5 separate regions of the Homo sapiens genome follow, and regions 1, 2, 4 and 5 are each linked to region 3. A link is an interaction called in ENCODE POLR2A ChIA-PET data of the cell type or tissue named here. Cell type or tissue: MCF 10A. All regions are shown on one strand. Region 1 overlaps TJP1 (tight junction protein 1). Region 2 overlaps TJP1 (tight junction protein 1). Region 3 holds the start of TJP1 (tight junction protein 1). Region 4 overlaps TJP1 (tight junction protein 1). Region 5 has its middle 95 kb from the start of TJP1.

Evidence for each region. Peaks named below come from ENCODE experiments on the same cell type or tissue, not always from the same donor. Only the 100,000 strongest peaks of a DNase experiment are listed, where the experiment ranks them.
Region 1: POLR2A ChIA-PET joins it to region 3 with 15 read pairs; 5 of 35 experiments call an interaction of 5 or more read pairs at or near these places.
Region 2: POLR2A ChIA-PET joins it to region 3 with 36 read pairs; 6 of 35 experiments call an interaction of 5 or more read pairs at or near these places.
Region 4: POLR2A ChIA-PET joins it to region 3 with 17 read pairs; 6 of 35 experiments call an interaction of 5 or more read pairs at or near these places.
Region 5: POLR2A ChIA-PET joins it to region 3 with 16 read pairs; 15 of 35 experiments call an interaction of 5 or more read pairs at or near these places.

What each region holds. Positions count from the first base shown.
Region 1 is chr15:29,733,784-29,738,783 of GRCh38, forward strand. It overlaps TJP1 (tight junction protein 1), which reads right to left. Exons shown (of 28, transcript NM_001330239.4): 11 at 3,481-3,631; 12 at 491-599. Among named protein-coding and RNA genes, the nearest start is that of LCIIAR, 61 kb to the left of the region's middle. In MCF 10A, no CTCF peak of the experiment used is centred here; DNase peaks (open chromatin) are centred at 1,548 and 3,048.
Region 2 is chr15:29,745,051-29,750,050 of GRCh38, forward strand. All of the region lies in intron 8 of TJP1 (tight junction protein 1), which reads right to left. Among named protein-coding and RNA genes, the nearest start is that of LCIIAR, 73 kb to the left of the region's middle. In MCF 10A, a CTCF peak has its summit at 2,992 (motif pointing right); no DNase peak of the experiment used is centred here.
Region 3 is chr15:29,818,648-29,823,647 of GRCh38, forward strand. TJP1 (tight junction protein 1) reads right to left here and starts at 3,821. Exons shown (of 28, transcript NM_001330239.4): 1 at 3,355-3,821. The coding sequence starts at 3,381. In MCF 10A, no CTCF peak of the experiment used is centred here; DNase peaks (open chromatin) are centred at 2,914, 3,514, 3,854 and 4,244.
Region 4 is chr15:29,754,445-29,759,444 of GRCh38, forward strand. The region is part of intron 8 of TJP1 (tight junction protein 1); the gene reads right to left. Among named protein-coding and RNA genes, the nearest start is that of TJP1, 66 kb to the right of the region's middle. In MCF 10A, no CTCF peak of the experiment used is centred here; a DNase peak (open chromatin) is centred at 2,647.
Region 5 is chr15:29,915,321-29,920,320 of GRCh38, forward strand. It overlaps a transcript of TJP1 not described here. Among named protein-coding and RNA genes, the nearest start is that of TJP1, 95 kb to the left of the region's middle. In MCF 10A, no CTCF peak of the experiment used is centred here; a DNase peak (open chromatin) is centred at 2,481.

The DNA.
Region 1 (5,000 bases), 85 kb before region 3:
AATACACAGGACAGCCCCTAAAACCACATTATTTGGTCCAAAATGTCAACAGTGCCAAGGCTGAGAAACCTGGCTCTAAGTGAAAATTGTATCACAGAAAAAATGGAGTTTTCTCTTGAATTAATGCTAATAAACATCTGAGTGTATTGCTTAGAAACATCAGTACAAAATCTGAAAGCTGCTCATATATACTTTTGTATGGTTCTGATGGCTAATAAATCAACACTTTCTATCACTTGTAAAGGGTTGGATGGCATTTTATTTAAATTAGAATACTATAAAGGTTAGTCCTATTAGCATGCTCTGCTAATGAGAATCATCTGAAATTCTGTGCTCCTAAATGACTTAGAATTACATAACTTTCTTTGAGATTAACAAATTCATTCATCACTCAACTATGAGTGACTTATTTTTTAAAAATGGAATAAATCCCTTTGTAAGTCCTCAAACTCTACAGGTTTATCTCCTCCATTTTCTGACAGCATCTCACCATCCTTCTTCTTCTGAGCCAATATGGTCACTTCTTCTCCTTTAGGGAGGTCAAGCAGGAAAAGGACGGCTTCTTCTCTTATGATATTTGTAAAATCTACGTTGTTTACCTAATAAATAAGATTTCATAAATCATTCTTGGCTGTTTAAGAATATGAAAATAACATACGCAGGACACAGATACTCTCAGTCTACCTAATTTGAAAATATCACATCTTTTTTTTTTTTTGAGACAGAGTCTCGCTCTGTCGCCCAGGCTGGAGTGCAATGGCACGATCTCAGCTCACTGCAACCTCCACCTCCCAGGTTCAAGTGATTCTCCTGCCTCAGCCTCCCGAGTAGCTGGGATTGCAGGTGCCCACCACCACACCCAGCTAATTTTTTTATATTTTTAGTAGAGATGGGGTTTCACCATGTTGGGCAGGTTGGTCTCAAACTCCTGACCTCAGGTGATCCGCCCGCTTTGGTCTCCTAAAGTGCTGGGACTACAGGCATGAGTCACCACACCCGGCCGAAAATATCACATCTTTTAAGACCAAAAACTTTATTTTACTTTGGAGAAAAGAATACACTCTAATTTTAAAAAAACAGAAACAAATAAAGTGAGTTAAAGGTATAAATTTATTTAAATAGTATTCAGTGTGTCCTGACATTAAAGATCTGTGTAAAATTTAACCAGTTTAGATGAAAAAAGGTAACTTTTTACAAGTTGCTGAGAAAAAAAATCAAAAGAAAATGGGACTAAAAAGACAATCTGCACTGTAGCAACCCTGTAAGAGCATCTGTGTAATGCAGGCTCAGTGTTTGCCAAGTTAATATTTACTTCTATTAGAAGCTTCTAAATGCCAAAATGAACTTATTAAAATGTCACCAGTGACTGTGTGCAGGATTACAGGCAGGTTTTCTTCTTTCCACCTTTTGGAAATTTTCCAGATTAAAAAAGAAAAAAAAAAACCCTAGAAACAAAAAAACCTGACACGCACCACTTACTTTTATGATACAAAACAAAAGTGAACTATTAAGAAACATTTTTTAGCCAGGCGCAGTGACTCATGTCTGTAATCCCAGCACTCTGGGAGGCCAAAGTAGGTGGACTGCTTGAACCCAGGAATTTGAGACCAGTCTGGGCCACGTGGTGAAACCCTGCCTCTACAAAAAATACAAAAATTTGCCACGTGTGGTGGCTAATGCCTGTGGTCCCAGCTACTCAGGAGGCTGAGGGGAAGAATGTTTGAGCCTAGGTGTTTAAGGCTGCAGTGAGCCGTGATCACACCACTGCATTCCAGCCTGGGTGACAGTGAGGCGCTGTCTCAAGGAAAAAAAAAAAAAAAAAAGAAAGAAACGTTTAAAAAAATGTATGCCCTGATTACTTCAAAACAGGGTTAAGAGATGGGTAAGAAAATAGGTCTCTTTACTTTCCTTGGTATAGTGAACGTTATTATACATGTTGTATTTAAATGTTTTTGACCTAACTTGATTGACAACAATGTAAACATCATCAGAAAGAATGACCATATCAGATCAGATGGAAATAGGTCTGAAGTCACCATGATGCCTTGACTTTTTGACATGCTAAGTTTGAAGGGAAAAGGAGGAGGATTCAATGAGAAAATGACAGAGCTCAGGAAATTGCTAAGTGAAAAGACTTTGATTACGAGCTGCTCACTTGAGCAACCAAACCCAAGAAAGAGGCAGTGTAGCAAGAGAAGCAGAGAGTTACCAACATTCTCCAAGTTTTAAAAGTATCAGTAAAGAGGCAGGAAAAGAATAAAAAAATGTACCAGAATGGCAGTATTATGGAATCTAAGGAAAAAAGTACTTCAAAAAAGATTAAGACAGTCAAAACGCTGCTAAAAAATAAAGGAAAATGAGGCTTGAGGATGACATTAACTCAGCAATGGCTTATTGAAAACTGAGCTTCAGTGTGGTGAAGGTGGAAGCCAGGCTGCAAAACTGTATGACCACAATGATTGAAAAGAAAACAGGCAAGGGCCTCAACCACATCCTTCAACAAGTTAAACAGCAAAAAAGGACAAATAAGACAGTGGAAGATAGATGAAGAACCAGTGGAGAGAGAAAGACAAGAAAGTGAACAAAGCTACAAGATTCTGGAGCAGACAGGAGGCTGAATCCAGGACACTGGCAAGAGGCAGGCTGAGTACAGAAAGAGACCAGAATAGAGAGGCCACGGCAAAGACTTTGTGGTAGAGAAGCAGAATAAATGTAGGAGCTCACAATGGACAGATACCTTCTGATTAAAATGGGACATAGTTTAATCTAGCAAATCAAATGGAGGTTTGGATATTTTAAAAAGAAACAGGAGACAGATTAAGATGGTACTATGTCACTAGGTGAAACCGTTTATGGGGAAGGAAGGGAGGACTCTATAGACTCTACTGATACTCTGCATCTAACCTGGGCTTTCCTGATTTGTGTAACTAATCCTGTCTCTTGTGGAGTATGAAGTTTCAAAGCCAGGCAGCTTACACATTTGCCTTTGATGTGAATTCCATCTCCCTGTGTCTGAGCCATTATCTGGGGTTAAAAAGGTCCCAGAGGTTGTGTGGATTGCTTCAAGATGACTCATATGGGAGAGGAACACTTGATGTTGCTTGCTGCCAAGTTGTGGCCCATGGCAGAGTCCTGCCAGTCTGAATGTTTAGTTGAACTTCCAAAGACTACCTGGTAGATATTATCATCGGGATATAAGACTTATTTTCTTTTATTTCCATGAACACGAGTGGTAGAAATGAAATGTTACATTCTTTACTAACACAAAATATAGCAGTAAACAAGAGCAAGATACAAGAATGGGAAGTGAGAAGTCCAGCATAAGGTAGACCTGATGGATTTTGACTTTCAAAGTTTAACTGGCTCAATGGAGACTGCTTACAGATTACAATCTAATTACAATAGTAAGCTTGTTGTTTGATACCTTTTTCTGGTGATCCAAATACTTTTTAACCCACATAAGTTGCAATACTGACATACCCTGAGAATTTGATCACCTTCCTCTAAGCCTTCCTTGGCTGCAGGGCTATCTTCTAGAACGCCAGCTACAAATATTCCAACATCATTTCCACCAGCCAGCCGCAAACCCACACTATCTCCTTTTCTGAATTTTACCAATTTCATGCTGGGCCTGTTAAAACAGATATTTCATTTGAAACAGTTAAGAAGAGCTTAAAACGTTATAGCAATCACTACAGTGAAAACTATATTCAGAATTAAATAAAGAACCATCATTTCTAAAACTTCTCTCATACCACTATTTTACTAAATAAAATTTAGTGTTAGAATTCAAATCAGACTTAATAACACTATTTTCTGATTAACAGTTTTGGAATATTCAAATTTAATATGCAAGTACTATTTTACATAACTAATTTATAAAATTACTTTGTAAAACAATGTTTTCTCAACTCTCAAAGAGTTATGGTACATTCCAAATGGCTAAAAACATCTTCCATTTTTTCCACCCCAATTCACACATCATTTCTATTAATAACTGAAAAGTCAAATTTTTTAAAATAAAGGTAGAAATTGAAGTATAAATTGGCTAATTTTCCTAACACGATGGACTCAAAATAAGGCTCCAAGCATTGTGATTTCTACATGTAACAGAGAGTGATTTTTAAAAAAACTTTGCAGTTGGTGGAGTCTTTCAGTAGTTCACAGAGTAGTTCACTTACTCTGCTGCCCCTCTGAGTTTTACAATACAAATCATATAGTCATTCAGCCTTTCTACATTAGCCCCATATCCATTCTGTCCCTTTCTAGTTCTCTGAATGGAAAAAAAAAATAATGCATACACACCCACCTCTAGCATCAGTGTAGTGTTGAAACCTTGTGACATTCCTTAAAACAAATACTAAAGGATGCCTTCTAAGAACTGACTGGATAGAAACAGACTGTAATTAAAAATTACCCACTATATTTCCCTTCTAGGGATTCATAAGTACTCTCACATTCCTAGCAAGAAAATACACTATTTTACCTATTCTGACAAGAAGTGTAGAAAAAAATCCCTATACTCTTTATTATGTAATACTAACCAAATTATTAGAAACTAATAGATAACAATAACAACAACAACAACAAAAAGTCAAATAAATGAATGAAATGTGTTGAGGAAGGAGAGATTTCTAGTCTCTTTAAGCCAACTAAAGAGATCGCCTTAACTTTCAGAACTTACTATTTATTCATTTCTGATTGGGTTACCTGACCTGGAACTAACATCAGCTAGTCATAAAAGTAAGAGCCTGAGAAATCAGATGAGGTCTCTCACTGGCTGGTGGCATCCTTGATCCCTCCATGAAACTATTTACCAGCTTTACTACAAATGGTCCAAGCCCCTTGGTTGTAGTGGTATCCTAGCCAGGTCAAAAGCATTCTCATAGATTCCTCTCCTAAACCCATTGTACTGAAACCTCTTTAAATATTTCCTCAAAGTCCTTAAGACTCCAGGTCTCAGTTGGGTGTGGCAGCTCAAGCCTATAATGCCAGCACTT
Region 2 (5,000 bases), 74 kb before region 3:
AATATCAAACTGGCATGAGAAAATTTGCAGTCATTCCTAAACAAAAACTGAAATAAGCAATATAATTATGAAAGAAACTATTTTCTAAAACCAAGAGCAAACATCCTATCAAATAGTGAAATGCTGAATGTATTTACACTATTTACACCAAACTCAGTAACAGGACAGTGATACCTGTGAACACTACTGTTATTCACTCTGATTTTGAAGACCCAGGTAGTATAATCACGAGCTAATGGTCCCAAAATATTGAAAAAAAAAAAAAAACTTAATGAATATTAAAGACTACTGAAAAATTTCCTGAATTAAGATAATTTTAATTACATAAAAAAATCTTTTGTCAATATCGTCAACAATCAGATGGAAATGAAAGGGAAAAAATAACACCAGTAACAAGAACATTAAACATTCTAAAACTTTAGACTGGGGGAAGCCTTTGCAAGTAGGATAGAAATTCGGAAGCCATAAAGGCAAGATAAAAATATCTGACAAGATTAAAAACTTTTACTTGCACAGGAAAAGATATTATAAAGACTTACATTTGAAACACAGCTATATCAGTAATCTGGTACTAGCCATTAAAAATTTTGAACAACACAAACACACTCTTTAAGGACTTTAGAAATAAAATGCACCAGCACAGTACATGAAATCAGGTACGAAGGTGCTTACTGCCATGTTTTCGCAGGCAAATACCTAGAAACAAGATGTCCATAATACGGAAAGTTTCTTATCAAAAGAATAAACTGGATGTTCACCTTGTATTGTTCAACTGAAATAATTTAGCTGAGTAATAATTCAAATCCTGATCTCTTAATTATTAAAAGAAAAACCCAAACCCTATATATGATACCAAATGTCAGTACGAGTCTGGAGAATGGCTTAATTCAAGAAGAGTGAGAACTGGGGGTGAACTGGGGGTGAAGTGGAGTTGGTGGATTTGATCTATTTCACTTGTTCTAATAAGCATGCATTGTTTGTAAAAGACTATTAAAATTAGGTGTAATGAAATAGAATGATATGTACAGACATGAAAACTTTAAAACGGCTGGGCGCAGTGGCTCACGCCTGTAATCCCAGCACTTTGGGAGGCTGAGGCGGGCGGATCACAAGGTCAGAAGATCGAGACCATCCTGGCTACGGGTGAAACCCTGTCTCTACTAAAAATACAAAAAAAATTGGCTGGGCGTGGTGGCGGGAGCCTGCAGTCCCAGCTACTCTGGAGGCTGAGGCAGGAGAATGGCGTGAACCCGGGAGGCGGAGCTTGCAGTGAGCCCAGATGGAGCCACTGCACTCCAGCCTGGACGACAGAGTGAGACTCCGTCTCAAAAAAAAAAAAAGAAAGAAAATAACTTCAAAACAAAATGCCAAATAAGACACACAGATTACAGAATACATATAGCAGGATACCATATAGCTATTTAAAAACTTTTCTCTAAAATATAAACAGACATGTTTGCACATGCCCATGTACAGACAAGCAACAGATACCAAATAAGCAACAGTGGTTCACCTTGGAGGGAAAAATAGCCAAAATAGTAGCCAAGAGGAATTTTACAGTTATCTCTACTATTTCAACTTTTACAAAAATTTACTTATTATAATAAAGATTGAAAAAATATATTTAAAATTATTTTTAAAGACTAACTTTAAACATAAAATTTGGTTTTATTAACGTATATTATTAGTAGTCTCTTTTCAGGAAAAGGTTTCTTTCTATGTTGTCTTCCTGAAGGAATAAAAAATAAGTACTTTGCATAGTTTCTATTTTTGTATTCTTTTAACCATTCTGTGGAGGTGTATTCTACTTTTAAGTTGGTATATTCTTAATGAGCTGCACTGAAGTAGAACAATCTTTTAGGAAAAAAAAAAAAGCCAAGATATTTTCTAGCTCAAACAAGGATGAGCTACTTTTAAATTGGAAAAGATTGGCCGGTTAAATATGCAAATGATGTTTAACATGAAACATCACTCCTGTAATCCCAGCACTTTGGGAGGCCGAGGTCGGTGGATCACCTGAGGTCAGGAGTTCGAGATCAGCCTGACCAACATGGTGAAAACCCCTCTCTACTAAAAAAACAAAAATTAGTTGGGTGTGGTGGCACGCACCTGTAATCCCAGATACTTCGGAGGTTGAGGCACAAGAATCGCTTAAACCTGGGAGGCAGAGGTTGCAGTGAGCCGATATTGCGCCACTGCACTCCAGCCTGGGCAAGACAGCGAGACTTTGTCTCAATAAATAAATAAATAAATACAATAAATTGTAAAAGATCAAAATTTTTAGCCATTACTTGTGTAATAAAATATCACAATTAGCTAAGTATAAATCAACAAAATTAAGCTCTATCCCCAAATTGTGCTGTGCTCCTCAGATTAAAAGGGAAGTGCAAAATAGTAAATTATCCCTGCATTGTTTGCATTAAAAAATATGATTAATATATTATAAATACAAAATTATTTTTAAAAAGAGAAAAGTGAAAAAATAAGTTAAAATGAGTATTTTTAAAGAGAATGAGTTACCCACAAAATTTTAATAGTTCTACAGATTTCTATTGCTCTGTACAAAGCAGAATTTGTTTAGAAAAGGTAAGAATTCCAATTAATTTTCTTCTTTCTTGTAACTGATCAAAACTTCTAAAAATTAAAATGTGATTAACAGACATTACCATCTTGGTATTTTAACTTACAATATTTTAACTCAAATGCTCTCCTCAATGATAAACGATAGGTCGTCATTGGCTATACATGTAGGGCTCTTGCTCCATATATCACACAAAACTTCTGGGAGTATTTTTATCTTTGGCCAATTTGCATACCCCATTGCTAATTACCTTTTTGTCCTGTGATACAATCATTATAACATTAAATGCAATTAGCCTTCCAAAACAACATTTCACATAAATGGGACTCACACCATTCTATTCAATTTTTCATACAATTAATATTTGAAATATTAGCTTTTGTTAGTGCATTTCCATTATCTACCAAAAGATGGAGGCATTTTTCAATAATACATAAAGATCTAGAACAGTACTGTTTAAGAGAATTATAAAATGAGCTGCTTACGTAATTAAAAATTTTCTAGAATCCATGTTAAATAAAATAAGGCGAAATCAATTTATAAATTTTATTACTCAATGTATCTAAAGTAGTATTTCATCATCTAAGTTATTAATGAGGTATTTTACATTTTTTGCATACTGTGTTTTCAAAATCCAATGTGCATTTCACACTAACAATACACCTCGATTTGGACTGGCCACATTTCAAATGTTGAACAGTGACATGTGGCTACTGGCTATGGTGTTGGACTATGCAGATCTAGAGTTACAGCACAAAATAAAATAATCAACTTTTCCAAACATTAAAATGTTCTTTCACAAGCAAATGTGACTATGAAGTCAAGATAAAATCTGAATTTACACATGAAATTAGTCAACAATCAGTGGCAATTATTGAAAGAAATTGTGAGGTTGTGATAATGAATCACATTTTTCCCAAACCTTCCTAATTCTTTTTTTTTTTTTTTTTTTTTTTTTTTTGAGTCAGGGTCTCAATGTTGCCCTGGCTGGAGTGCAGTGGCACAATCATACTTCACTGCAGCCTCAACCTCCCAGGCTCAAGCAATCCTCCCACCTCAGCCTGCAAGAGTAGCTGGACTACAGATGCGTGCCACCATACCCTGCTAACTTTTTCTACTTGTTGTAGAGATGGGGTTTCGCTATGTTGCCCAGGCGAGTCTCGAACTTCTGGGTTCAAGTTATCCTCCTACTTCGGCTTCCAAAAGTGCTGGATTACAGGTGCAAGCCACCATGCCCAGCCCTTCCTCACATAATTCTATCCTAATGGCTCTCCATATTTAAGCTTAAAAATGTGTGTGTGTGTGTGTGTGTGTGTGTGTGTGCGCGTGTGTGCGCGCGCGCGTTTGCTATTATGAGGAAAGCTTTCTATAAAAATTATGTGTTCGGAGTCAGGTTCATGTTTACGTATTCCAGCTCCTGGTAGCCTAGAAGGAAACTTTGGGCATTTTAAGGTACCTCAAGATCCTCTTATGGGCACTTTTGCTTTTCCCCAGAAGGGTAAGACGAGTTTCTGTTGTTTTTTTTTTTTTGTATTAACTTGCACGTATTAATCTAAAGGTAATGACCTTGTTATCTGGAGGCTATGAGCTAGTTGAAAGCTCTAGACAAGACAGCTGACAAAGATGGACTGGAAAGGAGTCTCTGAGAGAGATTTTATAGGTCACATGAACGGACTCACTGTTAAGCAGAGCCTACTTTAGGTCTTACCCAATCAAATGTGTGACCAGTGTAGCCGATTAATACACACTCAATTAGATTAGCAAGGAGTAACATGCTGTTTCAAGTAAAAAACTTTGGTTGTGAAATTGCAGCTGTTTGGAGCCATTTAGTAGAGGCAGAGGGCATGCAGCATGGTCAGTACAGGGTCCTGGGGAGACGCTGTAGGAGAGAAGGTGCATCCCCTCAGCATGCTCCTGCAGTGCCCAGCATCCTAAAGTACTCGGTGGCCAGCAGCCTGCTCCAGAGACTCTCTCAAACGGTTCTGTTGTGTGAAGTCTCCCATGAGATACCTCCCCAGCACATGGGAGTACAAATACCATGCAAGTTCGTCTGGTGACATACCACAGCAAATTCTCGGCCACTCAGTGAGCACCGTTGTTCCCTTTCCAAGAAGGCCAGATCTCAGCCCTGAGGATGAGTGAGTGGGAGCCTCTTCCTTTGGCACTCTATCTCAGCACCAAGGAGAGTAGCTGCTCCTTCTATCTGTGGTTCTTTTGTGCTTTGTTTTTGAGACGGAGTCACGCTCTGTCACCCAGGCTGGAGTGCAGTGACGCAATCTCGGCTCACTGCAACCTCCGCCTCCTGGGTTCAAGTTATTCTCCTGTCTCAGCCTCCTGAGTAGCTGGGATTACAGGAGCATGCCACTGTGTCCGGCTAATTTTTTTTTTTTTTTGAGACTGAGTCTCGGTCTGTCACCCA
Region 3 (5,000 bases):
GTGCTCGCCACCAGGCCCGGCTATTTTTTTTTTTTTTTTTTTGTATTTTTAGTAGAGACGGGGTTTCACCATGTTGGTCAGGCTGGTCTTGAACTCCTGACGTCGTGATCCGCCCCTCCTGGCCTCACAAAGTGCTGGGATTACACCGCGCCCGGCCACGTTTTTTCCTTCATTACTTTTTGTTTTTGAGACGGAAGCTCACTTTGTCGCCCAGGCTGTAGTGCAGTGGCCCCGATCTCAGCTCAATGCAACCTCCGCCTTCCAGGTTCAAGCAATTCTCCTTCCTTAGCTTCCCAAGTAGCTGGGATTATAGGCACGCGCCACCATGCCCGGCTAATTTTTGTATTTTTAGTAGAGACGGGGTTTCACCATGTTGGCCAGGCTGGCCTCGAACTCCTGACCTCAAGTGACCCACCCGCCTTTATTACTTCTTTAGTATCATGCACGGAGGATTCTTTTCAATCTAGGTACATACATATTTTTAAGTAGTATTCTACATTTTCTTCTATTTTAGAATTTTTATTGCTCTTTGTCATTTAGATTTCCTTTGATTTTTTTTAGCCTATGAGGCAGAAAACATTTTTAAAAAATGGATAACCAATAGTCCTAGCACCATACATTGAACAAGCCACTTTCTCCAATAGTCTACAATATTATTTTTTACCACATATTCGTAGTTTTCCACCTTGCTGGCTAAATGAACTTAAAAGTTATCGTATCTCTGTGTTTCAATTTCTTCACCAAAAAGTAGAGATAATAGTTCACTTCATAGGGTTACTGTGAGAATTAAATAAATTGAGCACTTAGAACAATACCTGACATGCAATAATACTGATGATCATAATTACTAAAAGCCCATAAATGCACAGATGTTTCTGGACCTCCCTGGTTCCTGAACTGACGGGCTGCTTTAAATGACTGTGAATTTCTAACAAGTTTCCTGATACGGCCTTCTTTTTCCAAAATTTTGTCGCTATCATTTTATCATGTAGGTTTTCTTATCAATATGTCAAGTTTTCTACAATACAACACTAGAAGACACTGACTTGGGGAAAATTAGTAAATTCTACAACAGTGACTGTCTCCATCCAGAAAATACATTGTTTCATCTCGTTTATTCAGATCTCACTTTATGTCCTTCATTAAGATTCCAGTAGCTCACCAATATTTGTTATATTTATTTCTAGGTAGTCTTTTTAGAGAAACATTTAGTAGTATATATCAGAATTTAAACTGCACATAGCCTTTGCCTCGGTAATTCCATTTTTAAGAATCTGATATACAGTAATATATGTGTACAGATATAAAAAGGCTACTATTCCAAGAACAAAATCCTGGAAACAAATGTCTATCAAGAAAGCAAAGATAATCTAAACAGCAGCATATTCATAGGATGACAAACTATTCAACCATTATAAAGAAAACCGAATCAAAAGCACTGGCTTATTAGACAAGAGTTTCCCAAACTATCATGCTAAAACAGTAACAGCGAGCTTCCAAATTAATGTTGCCTTTTTTTTTTTTTTTTTCCAAACTGAAAGGAGGGTGGGGAAAACAAACGCATCATATGTAAAGCACTGAGTCCAGCCTGGCTCTTAGTAAGCATTTTAATCACCTTCAAAAATTAAATGTGACTTACGGAAACAGGTCACTGAATATTATTTCATTTCACTTATTCATTTATGGCCTGTTTTGCTCTATATAAAATTCTGAAGTGGCTCCATAATACAGCATCTTAAAAAAAAGCTTTCAACTTGCCCTTTACTCGCAAATGTTTACAATGCAAAAAAGTCCCTACAACGTAATATTTAACGAGTGATGCTTTTCAATATGCCATACAAATCTCAATACTATAATTCAGGAGAAGTACTCCTCCTACCTTACTGTGGCAATCCATTGAAAACGTATTTCTCTCCATACTTGAAATAACCTCTTAAAAAGTGTGTTGTCTTGCATATTAAGTACCAGAGATCACACTTCAGGAACAAAGTGACATTCTGTGTAATACGGAAACAAAGCCTTTCCTCCTAGGAAAGAAAGCCCCAGAAAAGACAAATAATGGGAGCTTATTTTAAAACCAAAGCAAAATGTTGCCTTTTATCCTAAATCTCTGGATCAAGTTTTACCTTTAGATTGTTCTTCCTCAATGTAAGGTCAAAAGGTGCAAGTTAAATTTTTCTTAAACGAAGAATACTATATCCCTTAAAACAATCTATTCATTAATAAGTGTAACCGCTAGCTTCTCCCAGCCAGCAAACAAGCTTCTGTGAGAGTTCAAAAGTTTCAGAGGCATAGTATTCCTGCTCCCAGATGTTACGGGTAAGCATTTCAAACAAAAATACACACAGAAAACCACTACCTGCCCAAGTATCTCGATACTATTTGAAGTAATGAATTGATATTCTTTAAAGGGGAGATTTTTTACTCCTCACATTTCTGTATTCCTTTGTTTGAAATAACAAGTACTATTTTATGATGAAAAAATTAATATACAAAATGGGAGGAGCATCCTAGCTGTTTTTCAGGAACTTTGGCTTTTTAATGTAATACACAAGTTAGTTTCAAAGCAATGGGAAAATGCAATAATATTTCAGAGCACATAGGAAAAGTAACAGGAAAAACGTTACTTTTTTCGGCTGAACTCACCGGCCTTTACTAATTTTTAAGTGCTCATCTTATTGTCCATTCGTAGGAATACTTTGTATTACTTGTGAAAGTTTAATTCAAGTTAAATTATTAAATGTTAAAGAGGTTATTTTCAAAGTTACCTTAAATAAGTAATACAGCATGAAAGAAAACCCGACCTACTACGCCTCACAGGCTGAGTGGAGTGTTTTGCAGTCTCAAAGCCTTATCGCTGGCGTGCGCATACCGCAGGGAGTGACATCAGATCGAAACTACAGGGTTTCGCCGGGGACCAACCACTCCTCCAAAGACAGCAGCTCCCGGCCAGCAGGAGGTGGCACCCCAAGCCCCGACCCGCTGAGAGCCGGCTTCCAGCCCCCGAACCCTCACTGGAGCCGAGTTTCTCCGCGAGGGACCTGTTGCGTGTCCCCGCCCTCAGCGAGCCGCAGCCAGGCACAGGCGCCGGCAGCTATGCACCTGCCCAGTACGGCGGCCGGGCGCCCGCAGCCCCCTCCCCGGCCGCCCCCAGTGCGGCCCGCGCCGCCCCCGCCCGAGGGGCTCCCCGCGGCCCGCGGCCCGCGGCCCGCGGCCCCGCGCCAGCCCTGCCCACCCCGCCGCCCCGGGGCCCAGACAGCCGCCAGCGAGGGAGGGCGGGACGCGGGCCAGATGCCGGTGGGCGGGCGGCGACGGTCGGCCCGGTCTGGCCCTGGCGGCCGCGGAGGCGCTCACCTTGGCGGCCGCAGCTCTGGCGGACATCTTGTCTCTCTCCAGCGCCGCGCGAGGCTCCTCGGACCCGAAACTCCGCGGCGCTGGCCCGCCCGCTCCTCACGCCACAGCCCAAATAAACATCTCCCGAGAGCGAGCGGGGCACGGGCGGGGGCGGCCGGAAGGGCCCGGCCCAGGGGGAGGGAATTCAACTCGGACAAAAGTCCGGGAAGCGCCCGCCCCGCCCGGGTCTTCTCCACGGGGCGCGCCCGACCGGCACCTCCCTCCGAGCGCGGCCACCCACTCGGCCTCCCGCAGCTTTCGCAGCCCGGCCACGTCGGCCTCGCCCGGTCGCCCGCCCGTCAGCAGCACCCGTGGCCTCCCGGCGTCTCCTCGGAAGCCGGCTTCGCCACGTAACTTCCCGGGAACCGGCGGCCGCCAAGGAACGCGGCGTCCGCTGGCTCAGCCGGCGCCGGCAACTCAGCGGCCACGCAAACCTGCCGGCCCGGCCCACTGAGCATGCCCGGCCCGGCGGGGGCGGGGCTGGACGAGGCGAGGCGAGGCGAGGCGGGGAGGGGGCGGGGCCGCGGCGGGGGAGGGGGCGGGACGAGCGGCCGGGGTCCCGACCCCAAGCGCGGAAGGAAAAGCCGGGTAACCCAAGTAACTTGGAAGACAGTTTCCGCTGCCGTGCGAGTCTTCCTGTTTGTTTTTATCCAAGGTCTGGCAGAATTCGCCCCCAAGGAGAAAGCGCCTGTGCACCAAAGCTTTCCTTAAGAGACTTGTCCACTTGCTCCTCGACAAGCCACGCACATCATGGGGTGAGCCCCATGCATGAGTGCGGCTGGAAAGGCCGGCAGAGCCGATACCCGACAGTTGTTTCCTTCACTGGGCAAACAGCATGGTCACGGCTGTCACCGCGTGCCTCGGCGTTGTTCCCACGGAAGGCGGAATGCATTTTCTGCAAGGCGCGTCATGGCTTTCATCTCCGAGGAGCTCCGGCAGGGTCAGAAGCGTTGCTCTCGTTCACCGGCGCCGACTGCCAAGGCTGAAACTGGTGATGAGGTCATGGGCACCCGGAGGCAGCAGCCTGAGAAACACCCTAGAGACCTGTGACATCTCGGCCCACACCCCACATTAGACCTCAAGATATATCCAAAGTCTCTTTCCCGCCCATCTAGACAGGAATCTTGAAAAGTTTATTTTTGGCCATCAAGATTGCTGAAATTCTTGTTGACCGAACGGGTCAAGCTGCCCTGCATTCCAATGCTGTCCCTCCAACTCAAAGTTGGGCAGAAAAGGGTGTAAACACGTGCAGTCCATGGTCCAGTTTAATCAGCCACTACACAAACTTCCCACAATGTTGACGGCTTTGCTAAACACCAAGGAACATGGTAAGAAACCAATCCTAGACTCACTAATCTACACTTGTAAATGTAAAGGTCTTCAAAAAATGCCAGAAATCCTTAGTAACATCAATGATAACATCTTTAAAGTATCTGGTATAGTGCCACAACCGGCACAGAAGAAATGGAAGAAATCATAAACATCAGGCTTTAGACAATGGTTTTCTCTTTAGAATTCAACTGTATGAAAAGAACAAATTTAACAAAGAAGTATGTGTAGGTGATACATAAGTATCAATTAAGGCTTCGAAGTGCCACACATCTTGC
Region 4 (5,000 bases), 64 kb before region 3:
ACGTACAAAACACGATGACACATGTTTACCTACGTAACAAACCTGCATATGTACCCCTAAACCTAAAAGTCAAAAAAATTAAAAAGAAATTCACTAGTCAGAAGATCGTTACCTCTCCACATTTGAAATAGAAAAAAAAATGCTCATCAATATTAGGATGTTTCAACAATAATTTTTAGCCTATTGGCAAAGTTGCACAGGTTAAGCATCCCTTGCCTAAAATGCTTGGGACCAGAACTGTTTTGGATTTCGGATTTTGGAATATGTGCATCATACTGGTTACCCATTGAGCAGCCCTAATCTGAAAATGCAAAGTCTGAAATGCATTTCCCTTGAGCGTCATGTTGGCACTCAAGTTTTGGATTTTGGAGCATTTTGGATTTTGCACTTTCAGATTACCTACGCTCAACCTGTATGTAAGTTTCAGAGAAAATTAAGCAATATGTGACAGAAACTATATACAGTAAGATGAAATAATATTTATAGTTCTCAAATGCTGACGAAAACAATTATGGAAGGTAGAGGAAAAGGTGTGTAAATAAAAAACTAGATCTTTAATTTAAAAGCTAAGACCACATAAGGATATTTTAATCAACAATGGACCCCACAGACAATAGTGGTCCCTGAAGATTAAAATACTGTAGTTGTACTGTCCTTTCCTACGTTTAAGATACACAAATGCTAACTGCTGTTTCAACTGCCTACAGTATTTGGTACAGTAACCTGCTGTACAGGTTTGTAGCCTAGGAGCAATAGGCTACACCATATAGCCTGGGTGTGTGGCAGGCTCTACCACCTAGGTTTGTGTAAGTACACTCTATGATGTTCACACAAGGATGCATTTCTCAGAAGGTATCCCCATCAAGTGACACGTGACTGCACATTATATGCTCTACCTGCATGTTTATTTGGACTTACTCAGCACTCTTGGAAAACTCCTAATATGGAGTGGATTGTATAGATAAGAGGTTTTGATCCCAAATATATGATCTTAACTTGGCCAAACGTGAATTTAGGCTAAAAATTTCTGATTCAGAAAATTCAATTTTACTGTCATGTATTTGCTGTATCATAAGCTGTATCAATGCTGACACACCTTTTACTTTAGAATTCAGTAGAGGCATTTCTCAGGAGGAACAATGAATGAAGAGATTAAATAACTGTTACAAAGTTTCAATCTTCTGAAAACACTGCTTTTAAGTTTCTCAGAACTAACCATTTTCGTAAAATGGATTTGCTAAATATAAACTGGACTGTTTTTCTATTTGTGAAAACACATTCCCCAAACACTTTAGAAAACAGTTTAGGCCTTAGATGAACTCTGTTGGTTTCAGGGAATGAGTGTAACAAATGTAAATGGGTAGAATGCCAAATGTAAATCTTGACAATCCAAATTTCCCACATTTCAATTTCATCCTGTTAGTCTGAACTTTTACTGTAATAGAATTTTTTCAATATTGTACCTGCTTATGACTAATCATGCTCACTTTTATAAAAATTTATAGAATAAAAAAGGTAAACACCTGTTGTTCCCTCTAACATACAATGTTAGAGGGAAACATAAAATGGGTCTGTTAAAATAGCTGTAAATATGAGGAAGAATACAATCTAACCAAGCAGAGGCCTAGATCATACCCTGCAAATCAAATACTCTCTACTTATGCAGGGACTACAGGAAGATCAGTGAAATCTCTTTTCAATGATACCCACTCAGTAATCACCAAGAAGCAAAGTGTCACCATCAACTGTGGGCTCTCTCAGTATTCCCAGCTCCTACAGCCCAAGTCTTGGCCCAGACTGGGCTCTGCAACAATACTAAGTGAAATACAAAACAAAGCAAACAAGCCCAGCAACAAGCATCAAGTTATAAGAAAACCACTGTAATTATTTTCCCTATGTATATGTATTTTTTGAATTTAAAAACAAAACTATTTTAACATTCCAGACAAAGCATTTGGAAACTTTTTCTGTAATTGACTCCCTTGGCCATATAGTCTCTCTTATAACTTCTTGATTATGCCATTGTGGAATGGGTTTCCAATAAAACTTTACAAAAGGAGGAGGCTGGATTTAGCCCACACAGTGCAGTCTGCCAACTCCAGTTCTAGACAACAGTGAGGATACTTTGTTCATCTAATTATAATGAAGAACAAGCTTGTGTGTTTTTCTCAGAATTCTCTCCATATGTTTGCTCTCTAAGAAAAGAATATCACACAGAGGAACATAAGTAGGTCATGACAACAATGGAACGCTGGTAGATTTTAGTTTCCTGAAGATTAAGTAGTAATTAAGCTATGAAATTTCTTTCTCTACACCAGTAAGGTCAAAGATTTGGGTCAAAGAGCCAACAGTTTTAATCCTGGCCCCAATCCCAGGTCAACAACATAACCCTGGACTTTATTGCAACCTCTCAATTTTAGTTTGCTTAACTATATAGAATGAGGAAATCTCAGAAAATGGTTAAATACAAGCAGATAAGAAAGCACATTTGGAAATTCTAACTTATGATACTATTATTACTACTATGAATCACCATAATAATTACAGTAGCGAACACATGTGCCAGGTATTGTAATAACTAATTTCTCACCATTCTGTAACGTATGACCTGCCTGCTTCACTGCATATGGGGATGCTGAAACACAGAGGTTTCAAGGTTATGCAAGTAACCAAAGGCAGGCTGGGACATGAACCCAGGAAGTCCGGCTCCAAAGCCCTAAGAATTCACTATATTCTATCACTTCTCACAAAATGAAGATGAAGAGGTTATTATTCTCAGCAGATAATCGCACATCCTAAAAATATACAAAAGTATTCAGAAATCTAGGAAGAGAACAGGGCAGGGCTGATGTTTGCCAAGACAGACTTCCTTTTACACTCAAGTGAAACCTTTCTCACAGAGACCAGGTCATTTTTTTATCACTTCTTTAAAGATAATTTACATACAATTTGTAAAACAAAAAGACACTTATACAGCCAAAATTAAATAAAAAAAACAAAAGACTATATATGGAAGTCCTTTAGTGTTTTTTTACACTAGCATTTTACTCTTATAATGTATCTAAGTTGTTTCTCAAAATGCAGGGAATGCTCTAAATTAAAACTCCACAGTTACAGGATTTGAAGATTCAACTTTGGGGTGGAAATGAAACCTTTAAGCAACTGGTACTATTTATATCTTGTCTGTAGGCAGATTACTAAATTTTCAGGAATTAAATTCTCACCACAAAAAATATGAAAAGAACCTGAAGAGATTTTTCCTTCTGTAGTTGAAGTTACCTTTTCTTTTATACACTATACTTTCTAACCATTAGTTCCCACATCTAGCAGTGCACATAAGAGAAAGATGCCAGGAGCTTAAAAACAAAAAAATACAGTTGACCCTTGAAGAGCATGAGATTTAACTGTGTGGGTCCACTTACACTCGAATTTTCTTCCACCTCTGCCACCCATGATACAGAAAGACCAACCTCTCCTATTCCTCAGACGACTAAATGTGAAAACAAGGATGAAGGAAATGAGCAGTGAAGGAAAACGAGGATGAAGACCTTTATGATGATCCACTTTCACCTAATGAACAGTAAATGTATTTTCTCTTATGATTTTCTTATTAACACTTTCTTTTCTTTAGCTTACTTTAAGAATACTGAATATAATACATCTAACCTACAAACTTTGTACTGTTTATGTTATCAGTAAGCTTCCACTCAACAGTAGGCTATTAATAGTTAAGTTTTTGGGAAGTTAAAAATCACAGGTGGATTTTTGACTGTGTGTCGGGGGTGAGAGGGAGGTTTTGGTCCCCCCTAAACCCCAGGTTGTTCGAGGGTCAAATGTATTGCCTGCTTCCGTCTCAGATCAGCTGAAAGCAAGCCCCAGAAGTTTGTATTTTTAAAAGCTCCCATATTACTGGTGCTACCCATGAAAATACTTAAGATACCTAGGAGAAAAAAAAATCACAATATAACACAAAAATAGTAATTTTAGGGGGGAAAAACCCTCCACTTTTAAGTTAAGGTTACAGATTCTAAGTGCTGAGGAACTCTAAATGAAGAAAGTGGACATCAAAAAGAATTTTCTAAGATTGAAAATTTTTTACAATCTAAACTAATGGCCCAACATTTGAGATTTTGATTCAGATTGCGTTATTTAAAAGGGGAAATCATGTCCAAATTACTTAAGCATGGTTTCTAGCTGAGAAATAGATGTTAAAATTACAGCTGCTCCCGTGAATCATCAAAGGTGCTATATCACTGTGTGTGTGTATGTGTTGCGGCAGTAATCCTTTTCCTGATAACAATCTATGCTGTGCCAGGAAGATTTTTAGAATATATTAACTGCAGCAATTAAAAATCATCATCAGTTATAAGATAAGCCAACTTTACACGTAACATGCCATAATATTCCTTTAAAAAATCATTACATCCTTAAAATAAACACCAGGGTTCTCATAATTTATAAATCTAGGTTTGAAATTTAGAAATAATCAGCTTCACAAATACATAAAAACTACAGTAGATACGAATTAGCAACCACATTCATAGCTCTTACAAGTTATCCTCTTCTCTTACTAGTTCCCATTTTAGTAGAATGCGAAACACTTTACAGTTTTAACTACCACTGTCACTGCGGTTTTTTACAAACTTTAAAAAAGCTCTCTCCTGGCTAGGTACGCCTCCCTTTTCTTACTTCTCCCTCGCCTCTTCACCTTCCTAAAAGAACGTGCTCCCTGTTATCCAGTTCTCTGCCTTCTTTCCAAACTGTTTCTCTTAGCAATTTTAGTGACTTCTATGGCTTCAGCTAACACCTCTATGCAAGTTAAGTCTCAATTCAACATCTCTAATCCTAAATCATCTCTTCAGATCTAGACCCAAATTTACTTTTTCTTTCCAGCTTTACTGAGGTCCAATTGACAAATAAACATTGTATCTATTAAAGGTGTACAACAGTGATGTTTTGATATACATATTCAAATGATGACCGAGACCAAGTTAATTAAC
Region 5 (5,000 bases), 97 kb after region 3:
ATTTTTTTTGAGATTCTGTTTACTGGCCAACTACTATAAGAATTAACCAAAAACCTAATGATTCCCCAATTCCTCTTCTACATAAATTTAACAACCTCCCACTGTCAGCCAACATCACTCCCATTACCAGTTAAACTCCCTTCCAACTGGAAAATCATTGCTCTGTTACTGGTCTTTATCAAAGATGATTTCCAAACCATACAATCTCATTTACTGTGATGTAGATTTAGCTTTACTTGTTAAAAAGGATTTTATACTAAGATTTAAACCTTAACCATTGCCAAATCTTCCTTCAGTTTGCCCAGTAAGATTTCATACAACCTAGAAAAGAATTTAGAGCCTGAATAAATATATGAAGTGCTCTAGCAAAGCACTTTCTTAGTGTTTGTCATCAATTATATTCCAGTTGCAAAATTTTAGATATTGAAGATCATTTCAAAAAACTTTTAAAATTAAAATTTGAATGCAAAGTATGTAGCTACTTTCTTTGTTTTGGTATATGGCAATGTAAGATACTAGAGAGTAAAACATTCAAGTTGTAACTACTGAAATTAAATTTGATAAGAAACTTGTCCTTTTATTGAATAATTACTTTATTCATGTTTTTTGAAAAATGTATTCAGTTGGAGGAGCTGTCCTCTTTTTAAAACTGATGCTTTAAAATCCACGTTATAAAAACATTACTAGGCCAAGGCGGGCGGATCACCTGAGGTCAGGATTTTCAGACCAGCCTGGCCAACATGGTGAAACCCCGCCTCTACAAAAAATACAAAAATTAGCCGGGCGTGGTGGCAGGCACCTGTAATCCCAGTTACTCGGGAGGCTGAGGCAGCAAAATCACCTGAACTCGGGAGGTGGAGGTTGCAGTGAGATTGCGCCACTGTACTCCAGCCTGTGCGACAAGAGCAAGACTCTGTCTCAAAAAAAAAAAAAAAAAAAGATCATAGCTCTTTCTTCAGTGTCTTAAAATATCAATATATTAGTATATAATATATCTCTAGCATTTTTGTAAGGTCTCAGAAGCCCTATGAAATGCTCTGGGTTGGCACTTGATCTTTACACACAGGATTCAACATAACAGAGCAACTTGAGAAGACAGAACTGGATTTCCTGAATGGGTAATGAGCTCCTTTACATTTAATTCACTGGAGGCTAACATCATCCTTAATTAAAAAAGAAAAAAAAAGGTACTATTAAAATTACATTTACTTCCTACAATAGAAAGCCAAAATGGAAACTACCAGAGCTTCATGAATTTTAAAGCCCTACGCAAACGTTGTTGCACAAACACAATTTCCTCTAGTCCTAGAAGTTTTGCTCAAGTTGTATTAGCTCCATACAACCTGACCTACTTGTTCTAAAATATTTGGTTGCAATTCAAAGATGGGATTCTTTCTTATGGATCCCACATTTATAGAGCAAATGTACCTAAATGTTAATATATGTTCATCATAAATTAGATTAAAAACTAACTCAAGTTAATTTTAGTATGTCATTATACAGTATTAACTAAACAATTAGGATAAACCACTACAAAACAGTGAGCTGTGACATCATAGAGCCATTTCCTTTCAAGCCCTACCCTTAATCCACTCTTCCACCTGCCAATACACACACATGCACGTGTGCACATACGCACACAGAACCCCCCCTCCACCACCACCTTTCATGGTGTATTTTTCAACCCCTTTAGAGAATTGACAAGGATAGAAGACATTTAAGATTAAGGTCCATAAAGTATTCATTATTGTTGTTTTCTGCTTTCTTTAAGAACTGTCTCGTCCTATCAGGACACACAGCTATGCTAGCTCAGCTGTAAACAAAAGGATACGACCTTGAAGGTGTCTATAGCTCACTGGTTTTAGATGCCGACTCCACATCTTCATCACAGCTCCTAGGTGGTGGCTGCACTGATGTGTACAATAAGATAAACTGAATCGCTAGCTGAAATAAGCATTTTGAATTTTCATTTGTATGTGAGTGGATTCAAAAGATTAAAGTGCTATATCCATAATTACATGCTCACTACTATTAAAAATACCTAAGCTAACTTCTAATTAAAAGGGTGGATAGTACATGTGTATTACCTCCTCTCCCTCCTGAACCCCTGCCAAAAACAATATATAAGGCCACAAAGAAGAAAAGATCCAAGTGAACAAGAGATGCAACACTTTTCAGAAGATGGAAAATGAATACAGAAGTAGTTATAGGATGAGAAATAGCAGAGGCTACAGAGGGGAAGACCACACAGAAACAAATTTGCTCTGCAACCCAGGCTCCAGGCTTAGGGGAGCAGGACCCAACCACAAAGGGAATAGTAGGGTGGGTGTAGGGCTGAGAACAGGGGAGTGAATGAATGCCAGCATATGCAACACTTGGATCCCCAGATCCTGCACAGACACTTTCTCCCCTGACCTGCAGAGACAGTTTCTCCCAGGAAAAGAGCTGGCTTGCTCAAGAGCTTCCAATTTGCTTCCTAGTGACTCACTGGGTTTTCTGGTGGTAAAATACACATAACATAAAATTTACCATGTTAGCCATTTTAAAATAAACAGTTCAGCGACATTAAGTATACTCACATTGTTGTGCAACCGTCACCCCCATCCATCTCTGGGACTTTTTCATCTTCCCAAACTGAAACTCTGTACTTATCAAACACTAACTCCTCACTCCCTCTTTCCCCCAAACCCCTGCCATTCTACTTTCTTCTCTATGACTCTGTCTACTGTAGGTACCTCATGTAAGAAGAATCATCCAGTATTTGTCCTTTTATGACTGACTCACTTCACGCAGCATAATGTCCTCAAGGTCCATCCATGTTGTAGCATGTGTTAGAGTTTCCTTCCTTTTTAAAGCTGAATACCACTCTATAGTATGAATATACCACATTTTATTTATCCATTCATCCATCAGTGGGCACCTGGGTTGCTTCCACCTTTTGGCTATTGCGAATATCGCCGCTATGAAATTGGGTGTACAAATACATCTTTATATCCCTGCTTTCTAGTGATTCACTCTTACATGTGAACAGATAACTAAGGATCAGAGGACTTTTTAGGAAAACTTCCCAACGTTAAAGACAGAAACCAAAATAAATAAGGAGGAAGGGCTCTTGAAAATTAAAATGGTATAGGCCAGGAGCAGTGACTCACGCCTGTAATCCGAGTACTGTGGGGGACCAAGGCGGGTGGGTTGTTTGAGCTCAGGAGTCCCAGACCAGCCTGGGCAATGTGGCGAAACCCCATCATTACAAAAAATTACAAAAAAATTAGCCAGGTGTGGCGGCACATGCCTGTAGTTCCAGCTACTCGGGAGGCTGAGATGGGAGGATCACCTAAGCCTGGGGAGGTCGAGGCTGCAGTAAGCTGAGATTGTGCCACTGCACTCCTGCCTGGGTGACAGAGTGAGAACATATCTCAAAAAAAAAAAGTATAAATAAAAAAGGTTAGATGGGTTGGAAAATAAAGTCATAGAACTTTCCCAGCAAATAGCGTAAAAAGAGAGATCAAACATAGTAGAGAAAAGATAATAATCAATGAAGATGGTCCAACAGCAAATTTATAGGATTTCTAGAGAGAAGAAAGGTGTTTATCAAATAAACTACGGGAGATATTTCCTCCCAAAACGATATTGGTATCCACATTCAAAGGGCCTTCCAAGAGGCTTGCAAAGATGAAAATAGACCATACAAGGCACATCGTGGTGAAATGTCACCATGCCGGGAATAAAGACGCTAAAACCTTCCAGAGCAAAAAGCAGGTCATGCAAAGGTTTGGGACACAGAATAGTATCAAAGGTCTCAATAGCAACATTCAGATGCTAGAGTAGAACAATGTTTTTCAAATTCAGAGAACAATACCTTTTAAGCTAGAATTCTGTACCTAAGCAAATCATGAATCAAAAAAGAGGCAAACAAGGTCTCCATCAGAGGAGAGGAGCAGAAAAGTCCCAGGAACAGGGGCAGCAGGCCCAGAGGGCATTAGGTTGGTGGGCACAAGGGCACAGGAGATGAAAGCTTCTGGCCTCACACTATGGGTCTGTAGCTTTGTTTCTGATTGATTCATGCAGTCATACAACAGTGTTTTTTGTCTATTATGTATCAGGCACTCTTCCCTTCTAAGTGCTGGGAACAGAGGTGAAAAAAACAAAAGTTCCTGTCCTGGTGCAGTTTTCATTCTAAGGCGGGAGAGGGACGATAAACAAATATACCTTGTTAGGTAATGTCCTATGAGGAAAATAAGCAGGGAAAAGGGATAGGGTGTAACCAGGTGGAGTGCTAGACTGGAAAGACCAGAGGTGACCTTGGAGACCTGAGTGCAGTGAGGGAGAGAGCCCTGGGCATTTTGGGGGTCTGGAGAGAGAGCTCTTAGGCAGAGGGACTTCAGGACCAGCTGCCCTCATCAGCCTGGCCTCCTGACAGGCATTCTCCAATGGACAAGATTTTCTCTTGCTCCCAGCCTGTTCATTTCTTCTGGACCCTCTGGGAAACAACTCTGCCTGGAGGCAGATGGCAGGGCTAAGCAGCCCCAATTACCACATGGCTGGGGCCCTATTGGGCCAGTCCTCTTTCCCCTTCCCAGTGGGGGAGATGACACAAGACTCTGCAAGAGAGATGGGACCCCAGAAGACAGAAAGGATGCAAGTGGTTGAGTGCTAAGGTGGTAAGTCCAGGCCCTGAAGCCATCTAGGCAGACACAACATCTGACACTTACACTGCTCTTTCTGTGCATTTTCACAAGCAAGAGAGGCAGAACAGGTACCACCATCATGCACAGATGCCGAAACTGGGGCACTGCCAGGTAAGGAACCTGCCCAGGGTCACAGAGCCTGTTAGTTACAGTACGAACTCTCACTGGGGCCTGCTTCAGAGACCAGTGCTAGGTCAAAACCAAACGTAAACATGTTTTTCTTGTTACTTTTCATGTTTTCCATACAGGTAAAAATAAAGCCCAAGTTGTAAGTGGTTCATGAGAACAGAAGATCTTTTTATTTAGCATTTC